Linked DNA regions of Mus musculus: region 2 is linked to region 1. Evidence: chromatin loops called from intact Hi-C (ENCODE). Cell type or tissue: heart. All regions are shown on one strand. Each heading gives the region's core, and the rest is flanking DNA. Links, peaks and the distances in the headings are about the cores only. Region 1 has its middle 9.1 kb from the start of Ahrr. Region 2 holds the start of Exoc3 (exocyst complex component 3).

The links. Hi-C counts contacts between places; a loop is a spot of excess contacts. Peaks named below come from ENCODE experiments on the same cell type or tissue, not always from the same donor. Only the 100,000 strongest peaks of a DNase experiment are listed, where the experiment ranks them.
Region 2: a loop joins it to region 1, with 2.4 times the contacts of the local background. A loop is called at or near these places in 31 of 42 quality-filtered maps.

What each region holds. Positions count from the first base shown.
Region 1 is chr13:74,299,943-74,302,854 of GRCm38, forward strand. No RefSeq gene overlaps it. Among named protein-coding and RNA genes, the nearest start is that of Ahrr, 9.1 kb to the left of the region's middle. In heart, for the core only: a CTCF peak has its summit at 1,446 (motif pointing left); a DNase peak (open chromatin) is centred at 1,469.
Region 2 is chr13:74,207,355-74,210,266 of GRCm38, forward strand. It overlaps Exoc3 (exocyst complex component 3), which reads right to left and starts at 1,346. Exons shown (of 13, transcript NM_177333.4): 1 at 1,304-1,346. In heart, for the core only: no CTCF peak of the experiment used is centred there; a DNase peak (open chromatin) is centred at 1,337; H3K4me3 peaks cover 2,204 bases; H3K27ac peaks cover 1,507 bases.

The DNA.
Region 1 (2,912 bases), core at 202-2,701:
ATTTTTTCAACATTAGGAGTCCTGCATCTCTAGTGATTGCCATATGCAGGGATCCATCCCATAACCAGCTTCCAAATGCTGACACCATTGCATACACTAGCAAGATTTTGCTGAAAGGACCCAGATATAGCTCTCTCTTGTGAGACTATGCCGGGGCCTAGCAAACACAGAAGTGGATGCTCACAGTCAGCTAATGGATGGGTCACACGGCCCCCAATGGAGGAGCTAGAGAAATTACCCAAGGAGCTAATGGGAACTGCAACCCTATAGGTGGACCAACAATATGAACTAACCAGTACCCCGGAGCTCTTGTCTCTAGCTGCATATGTATCAAAAGATGGCCTAGTTGGCCATCACTGCAAAGAGAGGCCCATTGGACTTGCAGACTTTATATGCCCCAGTACAGGGGAATGCCAGGGCCAAAAAGGGGGAGTGGGTGGGTAGGGGATTGGGGGGGTTGGGTATGGGGGACCTTTGGGATAGCATTGAAAATGTAAACGAGGAAAATACCTAATTTTAAAAAAAGCTAAAAAAAAAAAAAAAAAAAAAGGAGTCCTGCATCACCACATACAGCTTTTTATGTGGATGTTGGGGATCCAAATTCAGGTCCTAGTGCTTGCAGAGCCTACACTTTACTCCCAGAGGCCTCTCTCTCCCTAACCTCAAGGTAAAGCGCCATCAGAATCGTCTCAAGAAAGTGGAGACAGCATTGCTTGAGGGAGAACAGACGGTCACTGACAGAACAAGGGGGTCTGTTAGTGAACTGCTGGGAGGGAAGGAACACAACACGTAACTTTCCAGAGGTCATGGGTGAAGCATTTAAAAGAAATTTCTTCTTGCAGGACACGGACCAGGAGCCAGTTTGTACTTGGGAACATGACGGTATACCTCATCCATATAATAGAGTAGAGGGGAGGGAAAGACACACTTCCTACTGTTAGTAAAAATGGCTATAGTTGAAGCGCCAAGATCTTCTTGTCTCTGTCATCTGGAGGGATAGACAACCTTAACCATTTTTTTTTTTCATGTAGGATTCTCTGAAGTTTGTATCTGAGTGACACCTTCAGGGTCTCAACCAGTTTCTTACCACACAAAGCTGTGAAGCATTTAATCATGTGTATACTGTTTATATGACGAGTCAGCTTGGGGGAGGGTGGATATCCTGGTCTCTCCTTCCTATGGCTGCCTTCTTAACAGGGCATTGTTCACACCATGGCCAGCTCCTCTATCATACTTTCCTAATTGGCTATCTATTCACTACATACTAACAACCAGATCTGAATGAACAACAAAAAGGAAACAGCAAAGGACACAAACTACAAGAAACTCTCTCCAGACACCCACCCTTCCCTTTAGCCAACCCCTAGGCCTTCTATGGTTTCTGCAAATGCCCTGAGAGGATGGGCAGAGACTGTTTCTGATGTGATTGCACTGCCCTCGTGTGGCCAGGCTGAGCACAGCCTATAAACATTCTGCTCAATGGTTTTCCCAAGGCAGGCTTCCTAGCTTTCTCTACTAAAGGGCAGGGGCTGTTCTGGGCAGTTTGGTGTACTGGAGGCTCAAAGCACCGCTTCTCTTAAGGTGGGCACTGTTCTACACCCCATGAGCCACCTCCTCCCCTTTGAGAGAACAAGAAAGTCCCCACTCCACAAACGGCCTTCAGCCCACCGTATCACTCTGCCTCCCTCAGTAGGAACCCTGACTCCAGGACATTTTCCGTTTCTGAAGCAGCCCAACCAAATCACACCGAGTTCAGGTCATCCAAGCCGAGGCCTTCCTAGTAACAGCACTGGGCTCTGGAATGTACTCCACTCAGGGTTATGGCACGGCCACACCCAGATATGTGGCACAGGTACTTCATTCTTGGGTGTGGCACACTCCCAGGAGTGTAGTACAAGCTCACACATGTACAATCAAGTCACTTCACTCTTAGGTGAAGTGCAGATGAGCAGGTACCCAGGTCGGCAGTGTCAGTTCTCAGGCATGTAGTGGCTATGTCCCCTCAGGTGTGCAGGGTGGGTCCTCATACATCCAGTGCAGGTACTCAACCAATAGTGTGGTGTTGGGGTACTCAGGACTATGGAGCAGGTTCTAAGACGTATTGCTGGTGCAGGTACCTTTTTTAAAAAAAGATTTATTTTATGTATATGAGTACACTGTACCTGTCTTCAGACACACCAGAAGATCCCATTACAGATGGTTTTGAGTCACCGTGTGGTTGCTGCAAATTGAACTCAGGCCCTTTGCAATAGCAGTAAGTGCTCTTAACCGCTGAGCCATCTCTCCCGCCCAGGAACATAGTACAAGTGTGACGTAGTATTCAAGACTACAGCACAGGTACTAAGGTGTGCCATTAGAAGGCTCAATGTGCAATGAGACTCATATTTGGTACATGTATGTATAGACATGTATGTGAGCACAGGAAGGACAAACATGGCAGTCCTGCAGACTGAGGCTGGATAGGACGGGGATGAAGCAGAGGTGAAGAGTGGCTATAAATGGAGGGGTCCAGGTAGCCTCTACACAAATGGAGTTATCATTTACCATTGAACTTAGGAACTTCATTGTTTATTGGTTGGCCTCACTGGACTAGGGTCATCTGCTAGTGTGGGCCGATGTCTGGTAGATGACTGACAGGGATGGAGCCATGGAGCACACCCAGAGACGCCCATAAAGGGGTCACAAGGTTAACTCTGCCACCACAGAATATAGCACCTTCCCTGATCCCACAAACTAGAAACCACAGGAAACAAAGCCTCAGTGGCATCCTTGGCCAGAGGGGACCTTAACGGATCTGTTTCTCATCCTTGACACCTACCCAGTTGTCTTCGTACCCTGTCCCTCCCTCCTAAAGCATAACCTACTTCTTCCAACTTGAGTTGACCAGCAGGGGGCAGGAAGGGGTCCATCCC
Region 2 (2,912 bases), core at 135-2,634, 93 kb before region 1:
CAGGGACTTAAGACTATGTCAAAGGCAGCTCTAACACAATTCTTAGCCCTATAAAAGATCAGCTTTTCATTTCTGGAGCTCACCCTAGTGCTGCCCAAGTCCATGGGGTAGTTAGTCACTGGAAGGCAACAACTATTACCTACACTTCAGCAGCAGCCCAGTGGGCAAACACGAGTCTTATACTCCCTTACCATTGCTCTGGGTGGCCAAGATACCACTTCTTACTTTTGAACACTTCTAAAAACAAAGATAAGACAGCAAAAGGTAATTTATTGTCCTTACTTGAGTAGCTTGTTTCCCCTAAGCACAAATGTACCCGGTCAATCACCCTTTAGTCTAATATCTAATACTATCCAAGTCATGGACCTACAATGGCTATTTGCTGACTATCCAGCAAATGAGGGAATTAATAACACTGTTTCCTTTAATTTCAGCTACTCAACAGCCACAGATGTGATAAAGACCTACCTTCTGGAATCTTTCACTCTATTCCCAAGTAGTCTCAGAAAACCACTAAAATCCATTGTACATTTCCAGTTATGTAGCTTCTCCCTGTGTATTTCTCTCTTTGCATTTTCATTCAAGTGGAACAGCATTGCAAACACCATCTTCATCTTCTGACTATAAAATTACTCGTACCCAGACAGGAAATCTGAGCAGGCCACAGAAAGAGGATTCCACAACCACTTCTAACAGGACTGATTCACTGCGGGCTTTTTTTTTTTTCTTTTGCTTTAGTTTGACATGTTATCTTCAGCATTCCCAAAACATTAAAACTTGTATAATTCTATTTACAGGACTAGGTATTAAACATAATACCAAACCATCCCTCTGGCATGGAGTCCCCCACTCCAGCTGACAGGTGAAAGGCACTCCTGTGGCAGTGTTACAAGCCAGATGCAAAAGGAAAGCTGACCCAAAACCAAAAAAGCTTTGCAAGAAAGAGTCCACTCATAAACCTGAACACAGAGAATCAAAAACTAAAAAAACTGTACTGGATCGCCACCAAATCTGCTTCCAATGGCAGCTTGAGGACTGTCAGATTTCCGGCCTCTGGGGCAAAAGGGAACTCTGAGGGTAGAAGCAGCCCCGACCAAGGAGATGGGAGGGACGCACACCGAGGACAAACCCAAACCCGCCCAGGGACCCGCACTAGAGGGTGTCGCATCCCGCCAGAAACGTCGGCCGATGCTGTCCCTCGCCAAGGACAAACCCACTAAGGGGTACACTGTGCCACAGTCGAGGGCCCAGCGCCCCGCCCACCGCACAGGCACCCAAGGCTGTCAGAGCAGAGCTTCCTCACCGTCCGCAACGCCGCTGCCACCTCCCGGAGCCGGACCGGAAGTGTGCAACGCGGTCACTTCCGTTTCCGGCGTCTGGGCGGAAGGATGGGCTCTGGGTAACCTTGAAGGCGCTGTACGGGCGATCTTTCTGTAGACTCTTAGGAAACTTGTGCTTCTGGTGACACAGACTCAGGATCAGGGATTACAGATTCAGGCCTGGCTCCGCCGTCTGACGTTTGGCGCTCTCCCGACCCTCTTATTTTAAGTAGCACCTATTGTACCCACCCTTTCTCTCCGGATTAACCACTTAGGTTTGCCCTTGCTCAGTTCCTCCCCTTAGCTACCTTAGTCTCTCCACACCTCTCCATATCTTTACTGTGTCTTGTATTCAAGATTCCACTACTTATATTTCGTATATTTGTTTCTTCTTGCTGTCCTCGCCCTCATCCCCCAGAGGTTTCTGACAGCAAGTAGATTTCAAGTATTCAGGACAGTGCCACAGAGAGTGGGCTGCCTGCTGATAGCTGCTCGCGTAGCACGTAGAAGCGGCGAAGAAAACAAAACCACGAGCAAAACAGCAGCTGGTGGAATTACTCCAGCTGAAGGAAGCAGTGAAGCATCGAGTCGCCCCGGTACCTAGAACAGCCAGAAACTTTGTTCTACCTCTGCAGATACAGAGATTTCCCCACACTGTTACGAACTTTTAGTAAATTTTGGCGGGGTTTAGGTTCTTCCACTCACCCATCAGGTATGACAACCCTACCCTGACAGGTTTGGTTGTGTTTTTTTTTTTTCACCTTTTCTGCATACATTTGTTGAGTTGTGTGCCTATCCATAACATCACTACAAAGTCTGGCTCTCCCAAGCCAATGGATGATGGGGTAAATCTTCAGTAAATGAAAGAACAGTATAGGTAACCTGTCATAACCACAATGCAAATTATATGATGAAGTCAGTCTTTTAAAGATGCAGACCCTCCCTTAGTGTAGGGGTTGCAACTGGGAAAGTGCCCTGACCCCTTAGTTTATGACAAAACAGGAGAAATTTCAGCTTCATGAATGTTTAACTGCAAAGTGGGGAGGCACAGCTACCAAGACAAAGCTGCGGTTTTCCTTAGTTACCTTATATCCAACCCTAATCTCCTGCTGCCCACTATATAGTGGAGTGTTTAGTCATGGTGCTCCCTAACGAATTCAGTTAACTAGCCTAGTTAGATGTGAACTGCTTCAGTAGATGACTCAGCTTGTTTCCTTTCAATTAAATAAATAAAATAAGAATCTCAGCTTTTGTTTTTGGTAAGCCACAGAGTGACAAAGCTCAGGATACTTTTGAGTGTACAAGTAAGTTCATAGGTAGGCCTAGGAATGACCAGAGCCAAAGTAGGGAAAGAAAAAAAAAAATGAAGCAGTGACTAAAGGTTCTGCAGCCCTGAAGCAGGGAGAGTAGCCCCAAAGCCATTTTTACACCTGCCCACACAAAGGAGAAGGCATGGGTTCCAAGTAGGTGAAGAGCATATGGAGAATCCTAGAAACCCAGATGATCACCTTAGAGCTTCCTTGGTGAACAGGTGGGTCCAGAAACACAACAGAACCAATCTATCCTGGGGATGGCTAGAAGGCTACATGGCTA